2 separate regions of the Homo sapiens genome follow, and region 1 is linked to region 2. A link is a contact called in ENCODE Hi-C or POLR2A ChIA-PET data. All regions are on one chromosome and are shown on one strand. Each heading gives the region's core, a stretch centred on a gene start or an enhancer-like site at or near the end of the contact. The rest is flanking DNA. Distances are from core to core; before and after follow the strand shown.

Region 1 (4,338 bases), core at 109-2,608, 52 kb after region 2:
ATCGTCAGATCTTTAGTTCTAGCCCACTTTTTATTAATCAGGATTCTTGGCTGCAGAAACTGCTTCTGGCAATCTTGAGCAAAAGTTAATTTGTTGCAGGGATTTGGGAGACAAAAAAGAAGGCTTGGGGGAGCCTGATTAGCCCTGGACTGTTGCATAAATGACCTCTAACCAGTCTTCATTTTTTTTTTTTTGAAACGGTGTCTCGCTCTCTCGCCCAGGCTGGAGTGCAGTGGCACGGTCTCGGCTCAGTGCAAGCTCTGCCTCCGGGGTTCACGCCATTCTCCTGCCTCAGCCTCCCGAGTAGCTGGGACTACCGGTGCCCACCACCACACCCAGCTAATTTTTTTTTTTTTGTATTTTTAGTAGAGACGGGGTTTCACCGTGTTAGCCAGGATGGTCTCAATCTCCTGACCTCGTGATCCGCCTGCCTCGGCCTCCCAAAGTGCTGGGATTACAGGCGTGAGCCACCGCGACCTGCCCAGTCTTCATATTATATCACTCAGGCTTCCAAAACCGGGGAGAAAGCATCCCATGGTCCCCTAGCATAGGTCACCTGCTGGCATCAAGATGAGGAAGCTGGCTCATTAAAATCCACCAGAGGAGACAGACACCACCACCCTCCAAGACAAGACAGAGTGGGAGAAAGGTGAGCCCCCTCAAACTATTAGGGTGCTATTAGGAAGTGGGGAATGAGATCCTGTTGAAGTGAAATATGATGTCGCCACTGTTTATCTCTTCTGTGGGTCATTTTGCGTCTGAAGTGTCTTCTCCATCGTTTATTTCTTATCCATTTAAAAAATCTCCCTGAAAAGCAACATCCTTCCCTCTGCACCATTTCAACTTTCTCCCTCAGATTCACCAATCAAACCGACTGTCAGATTCAGGGGATGTTTCTCAGGCTTGATCTTTCTAAATATTCTAGTTTGGGATTCCTTAAAAGCAGAACCTGAGACAAGAATTTGACTGTAAGTCATTTATTTGGGAGGTGACCCCAGGAAACACTGGTAAAGGAGTGAAGAAATGAGAAGGAAGGGAAACGAAGTCAACACAGTGTGTTGTTAACAAGTTATCACGATGGGCAAGCGAGGCTTAATCCCGCGGGGAACCCTGGGAAATGGTGCAGAACACGTATCTCAGAGTTAGGTCACCCAAGGGGCAAGGGGGCTGGAGTAGTTCTACACCAGCTTCTGTCAAGAGTTGGTTGAGGGCTGCTTGGCGGAGGGGGGCATTCCCTGGCATTTCCAGCCTGTCATGCCCATGGACAGAGCAGGCTCTGGAAGCCAGAGAAAGAGAGTTGAAGCAATGCAACTTCTAGCAGTTGGAAGTCTGGCAGCACACACTGGTAAGGGCCGAGGGAATGTGGGTGGGGCACTGGCAGTATTTGCTTTACTAGACATTTCTGTGTGTGGTTTCACATCACTGATGACTCTTTCTGACTCGCTTCCTTTCCGTGGATACTAGAACACCCCACCCCACTTGTTTTCTGCCCTCTTCTCTTGCCACTTCTTCCCAGTCTTCTTCACAGATTCCTTGGTTGTTTCCCCCACATCCCTGCCAACTTAGATGTTGGTAATTAGCTATTGTCTTCTCATCCCACATACTTTCCTTGGCAACCTCAATCACATCTTTTGTCACCAAAGCCCATCTATAGCCCAGCTGGTCCACACTGAGATTTCTAGCCCTGCTCTCTTTCATGGAGTCTAGACCCAACAGCCTAATGAATGCCTCCACTTGGGTCTCCCGTGAGGCCCAACAGGTCTAAAACTTACCTCTCCAGATCTCTCTCCACCACTGAGGGCCCTCTCTCAAAATGGCAGCACTAGCCACCCAGGTTCCTAAGCCACAGACCCGGAGTCATCCTTCCTTCCCTCTCCCCTCTCCTTGCCCGTGATGTCTAATTGGCCACAATCCCTTTAAGGCAGACTACTGTTATGCACCATCTTTAATAAAGTCAAGGTGTAGAAGGTGCTCCTCGCTTTGTCCCCAACATTCTTTTTGCTCTTTTTGGGCTCAGCCCACTTCCTGAAACTTTGTTGACTTCATTCCTGCCCCCCTGGCTTGCAAAGACCTCAGTCTCCCTGGCTCACCTCAGAGTGTTTGCTACAGCCTCAGAGTTGCATTTATTCTCAGGATCCTTCCACTTTTGCTAGGATTCCAAATCATTTAGGGTCCAGTTCACTTGTAAGTTACACAAATCCAAAATAACTGGGCCTTAAATAAGATAGAAGTATATTCATTTCTTATGTTTAAAAAAAAAATGTCCAAAGGAAGTCAGTCCAGGGCTGGTGTGGTCCCCTGGAGGGACTCAGTTTCTGCTTCTAATGGGGAACCCAAACTTGGACAATAGAGTAAAAATACACTTGGGGCATTTGATTCAAAATAAGAATTCCCCTGAGCACAGTTCTCTGACAACTTGGGTAAATGTCAGGTGTCCATAAATCTGTGGAGGGCAGAAGCCCTTGGAAAGTTTTCTTTTTTCCTTTTTTTTTTTTGAGACAAAGTCTGTCTCTGTCACCCAGGCTGGACTGCAGTGGCGCAGTCTCGGCTCACTGCAACCTCCGCCTCCTGGGTTGAATTGATTCTCTTGCCTCAGCCTCCTGAGTAGCTGGGATTACAAGTGTGTGCCACCATGCCCGGCTATTTTTTTTTTAATTTATTTTTAGTAGACATGGGGTTTCACCATGTTGGTCAGGCTGGTCTCGAACCCTTGGCCTCACATAAACCCTAGGAAGGTTTTCAAGAAATTACTTGTCCTCCAGGTGGAACTATGACATGACGCTGCTGTGCAGCAGTCTAGAAGAAGCTAGAAGAAGCCTAGAAGAAGGTGGGAATCAGACAATGTGAGGCTGGAGGACTTTTTCCTCCTGGGGTTCCCTAGGACACTCCTGCCCACAGTACCTCCCACCACCATCTGTCTCCCAACTTCTCAGCATCTTTCTTCTCCTCCTCCCTTCAGGCCTACTCACGGTGGAGCCCAGCGACCAGCTCACAGGCTTCCCCACCATCTTACCCCACCCTGGCTCCTCAAGGTCCCAAACTCACCTACCACTGGAGGGAGGTGTCCCTGGGCAGCCAGAGCCCTAAGAATAATCTGGAAACACCTGAGGTGTTACGAGTTGAAACTAGCTTGTTGAGTTAACCCCTCCCAGGGGATATTTGCATCTTAACTGGGAACAATCATGAACCAGTGTTTTTTGACCACATGGCTCTTGAAGAAAGTGACAATTATCTGAACCCTAGGACACATAGATGAGGCCACTCGTGGCTCTAGGCTACTAGTGCAGGATTCTGGCCATTCAGAGCCCCACCCTCTGCCTTAGGTCCCACTGGTAGCTCCAAGGGCTGAGGGGGGGTCATTATCTCAGCCACACTTTTAACACGCCCACCCCCCCCCGCCCCACCCCCAGCACACTGGCAGGAAAACCACCTTCCATTGTTGAGGGAGGGATGTGTGAATAAGCTGCCCAGAGGGCCGAGGCAAGATTGAGAATTAGTGCCTTGAAACTGAAAAAATGTGCTTTTAAAACTTTTACTTGGGAAAATTTCCAGAACGGCACAAAAGTAGAGAAGGCAAGTAACCCCTTCATACCCACCATTCAGATTCAACAACAACTCATACATTGCTGTTCTTGTTTTTTTCAGGTATCCATCCCCCAACACAAATCTCAAAATGTCAGTTGTCATGTCATTTCACTGCAATAGGCATCTGAGGGAGGAAGGGAGAGAGGGAGAGAGGGAGGGAGGGAGGGAGGGAAGAAGGAAGGAAGGAAGGAAGGAAGGAAGGAAGGAAGGAAGGAAGGAAGGAAGGAAGGAAGGAAGGAAAAAGAGTTTTCTTTGTAACCACAATGCTATCTTCACAATTAACAAAACTAACAATTTACAAATGTCATCCATCACTCAGTCCATATTTAAATTTCTAGACAATTGGGAACACAGAGGAACACTTTTTAAACGGTGTGATACTCTTCATGCAATCAGAGCAGATGTGTGTAGGAATAAATGAGGACTGGAGGGCTTGTACTCAAATCCTCTCAGAACATCCAGTTGACCCAAACTAGAATGGAGTCTTGCTAAGCTGAAAAAGCAAATTATCTCCTTATACTTAATCAGTGCAATAAAAAGGAAAAATGTGCATTTCAGTTTCGCCCTGTGCTTGTAATCTCAGGATTTCAAAGGTACTGGAGGGTCATGTTCACCCCCTTCAAAGGGCACATATTGGTCTCCCTGTGAAACAATGTGAATAAAAGAGTCCCTGTACATTCGAAGGGGGAACATTACAGTGCCCACTTGTCGTTACTTACATCAAAGGCTCAGAAAAAAAAAATGATGAGGATT
Region 2 (4,501 bases), core at 1,278-3,777:
TTCTGTATTTCCAACATTTCTTTTTTCTAGAAAAATACACACACCTGGAATCTGTGTTTTTTGGGCAAGATTTCTTCACAGACAAAATACTGATGCTGGCCCTGCCTTTCTTCAGTGTTTTTCAGTAGCTAAATATGCTCTATCCCCCTTTTAATGAAAGTCACCTTGCAGAGATGTGGGAGTGATAAAAGCAGAAGGGAATCCGATCCGGGCTGGCATCACGCTGAGGCCCTGTAAAAGAATACTCCTGAAAAGCTACAAAATTTGGCCACTTTTTGTTTTCCAGCTTTGCATTTGAGCTGTGAAAGCTGCCAAACCAAGCAATGTCCAGCTCATCTTAGATCTTAACTAAGCAAAATTTTATGAGATGCTAAATAGAGACTCCCCAATCCTTTGAAAATAACACACAACTTGTCAATAAACTTACAAAATTATTTCAATATCAAACTTAATTGTATTGTCTATCAATAATTAAGCTCCTAATAAACTGTTAACTGTTGATATTAATAAAGTAATAAATTTTGTCACACCATGCATGCCTGGGTATGCTCTTAGACTTATCTCTTCAGATAGCCAAAGAGGAGTTGAGAAAGATTGGAGATAACTGCAACATCTAGCTAGTCTTCCCTTAATAAACCTCTACTCTCCATCACCCACCATCTCAAACCCTGATCAAAAAATGGGTTCTCTTTCCACGTATGGTGACTATTAGGATCAGCTACATAATTTGTGGGACCCAGTGCAAAATGAAAAGGAGAGGCCCCTTGTTCAAAAATTAAGAATTTCAGCATTAAACCAAGTGCAGGATGCATGTCCATGAAGCCAGCCCTGCTATCAGATCATGTATTTGGCTAGAAAGTTGGTAAGAAAAGTAAAATATTTCGCTATTAAATGAGTAGTGAAGGAAATCAAATCATTTTACCCCAAAATATATTTCTTTGACATATTTTGAAATAGTTGACATATTTCTAAATATTGACGTATTTAGAAAGCCAGCCAGTAGAGCTAATGCAAAGCTGTCCTTGGTGCGGAAGATTTGCATTTGTAGAGAATCTGCACGGATGTAGCCAGGCTTTATCGAGGTCCTCCCTTGTCCAGATCTAAGAGAAATTAACTGAGGATCTGACCCCTTTAAAGGTCTGAAAGAAACATTTACTGTTTATTCTCTCTGAGGGCTGCCACCTGTGAGGTTTCATTGACATCTCCAGACCATTTTTGCTGGCCAAGCCTCCTCTTCTCCCCCTCTCACAACCTCTTTTACCACCATAACCTGTTTGGGGCCATGCGTTGAGACCCCTTTCTTTCTGTAACCTCAAGATAATCTACATGCTTCTGTACCCCATTGGGGGGCTGGGGGTAATCACTCTATTGTTCTCTCCCCGTGGACACATTAATACATTTGCATGCCTTTTCTCCAATCAATCTGTCTTTGTCAGTTAATTTTTCAAGCGAACCTTCAGGGGGCGAAGGGAAAGTTTCCCTTGGCCTTTATAGTAGCAAGTGTTTTTGCGTGCGTTTGGGGGTAGAGGTGGCAAAGAGGTATTAAAGCTATACATACTGTAAAGTCTTAGGACCTCGTCTCCCAATCTCCCACTTTTCCTAAGGTTTTCAGCCTGCTGGACAAAAAGTACTTCCGTAGGGCCTGCCGGATAAAGTGTGGTCCATGGAACAGCATCAGCAGCCACTGGGAGCTTCTTAGAAATGCAGACGCTCGGCCCCCACCCCAGACCTGCGGGATCAGAATCTCATTTTAACGGGATCCCTGGGGGATTATCGTGCACAGTACAGACTGTCACTGTCGAAGCAGCCACGGAAAACCTGTCCCCTGCTTCGTCTGGCTCTCGGGAGGTCAGCTCTCTTCTTCCCCCTCACTTTTTATCGGGTTTCGGAGCCTCGAAACTCGAGTCCCTGCCGAAATGCGCTCACTCCGAGACCACGAGCCCCCTCCTTCCCCGGCGTGCTCACCCCCTGGCTCCGGGCCGCCGCTCCGTCCCTCGGTGCCCGGGGCCACCTGTTCGGGGCCGCGCCGAGTGGTGCCGCCCCAAGCCGTCCGGGGCCCGGGCGCGTTCGCGCTCCGCCAGCACCGCCGCAGCCCGACCAGGCGCGCGGAGCCGGGCTCCCGGGAGTTGGCGTCTAGCACACCACCCGCGCGAGTCAGGCTCGTGGCTCAGTTTCCCGCGGGTTGGGGAAAGTACGGCTCCGTCCGAAGGTTTTGGAGACGCGCGTCTCCCCTTGGAGCCTCCTTTCCCACGGCGCGCGGGCTCCCCCAGTCGGGGAACTAGCCCCGGGGCTGGGAGCTACGCCTCCGCCTTTCAGGATGTTCCCGGGCCCCGGCTAGGAACAGCAGCCGGGCGGAAGGCGCGTTCGTCCCGCCGGCCCGCTGGCCCGCCGCCCTCCGGGGCTAGACGCTGCGCCCGAGCCTCCAGCGCCCGTGGCCGGCTGTGCGAGTCTGGGTCTCAGGACCCCAAGGGGCCAGACCCGTCCTGGCGCCGAGCGCTTACCTGCCGCTCGCGTCCTCGGGGCTGGCTGCTGGCGCCGTCCGGCCCGCCTTTTCCCCTCTCCGGGGCTGCGGCCCTCCTCCCCCCGCCCGCGGCCTCGGCGCCGCCCCCGCCGCTCCCGGCCCGCTCCGCCGCCAGCTCTCCAGCTGCCCAGCGCGGCGTGGCGCGTCGGGCGCTCGGCGGCGGCGAGGCTGGGCGCGGAGGTGGGGAGCGGGCGGGGCGCGGAGGGAGGAGGGGGAGCGGGCAGCGCGGCCGGCCGAAGCCGGGCTGGGAGCTCGGGGCAGGGGCAGGGGCCGGGGAGAAGCGGGGGCGGCGAGCTCGGCCGCCCACCCCACCGCAGCCGGGGGCCCCGCAGCGCTCCTGGGCTCCAGGCACTGCGGGACCCTCAGATGCCCGGCGTCCAGCCCAGCGAGCTCCTCCTTGGGGACCCCAACGGACCCCAACCTCCAGACTCAGCGGCTCACCTTTAGGGCTCGCCCCGGTACCCATATGCCCGTTTCAGTGTCGCACGCTGTAATGGGTGGGAGCCCCGAGGGCGCACTTCTACCAAGATATTCCTGAATCCGGAGATCAGATGTCAGACCACTTGAGAGGGGAATTTGGAGAGAGCAGTAAACGAGAAATGTCCCAGTAAAGGATTCAGTTCGATGGTTTTCCTGGTGAAGGACTGGAAATACACCGGGTTCCCAGAAACCGGGATCTCGGGCGCTCTGCCTGCTGGGGGTCGAGGTGGAGGGGGTATATAAAGTGAGTTGTCCCTGGTCCCCTCTACCTTTCTGTCTCAGCATCTCTCCTCCTGCATGGTCATAGAATAAAAACTAGATCTGGATAGGACTTACAGATCCCCTAAGCAATTTGTCAAAGTACCCTATTTTACAGATGGGAAAATGGAGGCTCAGTTCTACAATACGAATTAGTTGTAGAGACCAGGGAAAAAATAAGCGCTCTGAATTCCCTTTCCGGCTCATTTTACTGCCCCCCTCCCCCGCCGCCTTTATAGTCGAATAACACCTGTGTTTGCAAAATGCTTTGTCGTTTTAAAGGCATCGTTCTCTTTCGTTAAACCTGCGGGAGAATATACCATTTTTCCTTTACAACTAGAACAAAATTCTGGATTCTGAATTGCATTCACAGCCCTGGAGACGCGATGGTTATCAAGTGCAGATCTTTAAGGCATATCCTGGCTGACTCTGCCATTTTAGACACATGATGGGCGAGATGTATATTCTGCTTTGCAGGAGGGGTTGAATTTGTTTTGCAAACACCAGTTTATTAACACTCACAACATTCTAACTGAATAAATGAATGGACAGTCTTTTCAGAGAGACTTTTAACTGATTGGATTAAGGGAGAGTAGAGTCAGGAAGCTCATCCAGGTTACATAAATTAAAAGTTTTGATGAAGGGGAAAATGGTGTATTAAATAAACACACCCGGTATTACTCCAACGGGTTAAATTGGTTCCGTTTGAATGAACTTAACACGTATTTTTAACTTACATATAACTTTTGCATATTAACTTCTTTATTTTTGCTTTACATAGACCTCATACCTAAAGAATTTTCATACACCGCTAGTGGGAGTGTAAATTTTTACAAGCATTTTGGAAAACTCTTTGGCAGAATCTATTAAAGCTGAGAGTACAACTACCCTCTGACCAGCAATTCCCCTTCTGGATGTACACACAACCTCAATCAGTGTGTATGTTTACCAAAGGATATGAACTAGAATATCATACCAGTATATTTGCAATAGCCCAGATTGGAAATGACCCAGATGCCCACCAACAGAATGGATCGCAGACATTGTGATGGTATAGTCACAAAGCGGAATCCCAGACAGCAATGAGACTGCATGAACCACTGCTATGCTTAATATAGATGAACCTCTGAAACAATGTTGAGTGAAGAAGTCAGGCCCAAAAACACAGACACTATATGATTTTGTTTCTGTAAAGGATAAAACAGGCAAAACTAACCTATGCTGTTAGGATAGCGGTCACTG

The links. Hi-C counts contacts between places; a loop is a spot of excess contacts on that map. ChIA-PET counts read pairs that join two places held with the same protein, here RNA polymerase II (POLR2A). Pooled maps may share reads with other maps.
Region 1: a loop to region 2 is called in a map of A673, with 3 times the contacts of the local background. The contact joins the enhancer-like site here to the promoter of ADGRG2 in region 2. A Hi-C loop is called at or near these places in 1 of 168 maps with a recorded cell type or tissue (A673) and 1 of 50 pooled maps. POLR2A ChIA-PET finds 5 or more read pairs at or near these places in 1 of 52 experiments (A673).

Annotation. Positions count from the first base shown.
Region 1 is chrX:19,173,458-19,177,795 of GRCh38, forward strand. No RefSeq gene overlaps it. Among named protein-coding and RNA genes, the nearest start is that of ADGRG2, 53 kb to the left of the region's middle. Within about 2 kb of position 1,359, at least 2 of the 41 ENCODE cell types and tissues checked have a DNase peak (open chromatin) inside an H3K27ac peak, as active enhancers do; they include A673, where a contact is called at or near this core.
Region 2 is chrX:19,119,941-19,124,441 of GRCh38, forward strand. ADGRG2 (adhesion G protein-coupled receptor G2) reads right to left here and starts at 2,528. Exons shown (of 29, transcript NM_001079858.3): 1 at 2,502-2,528.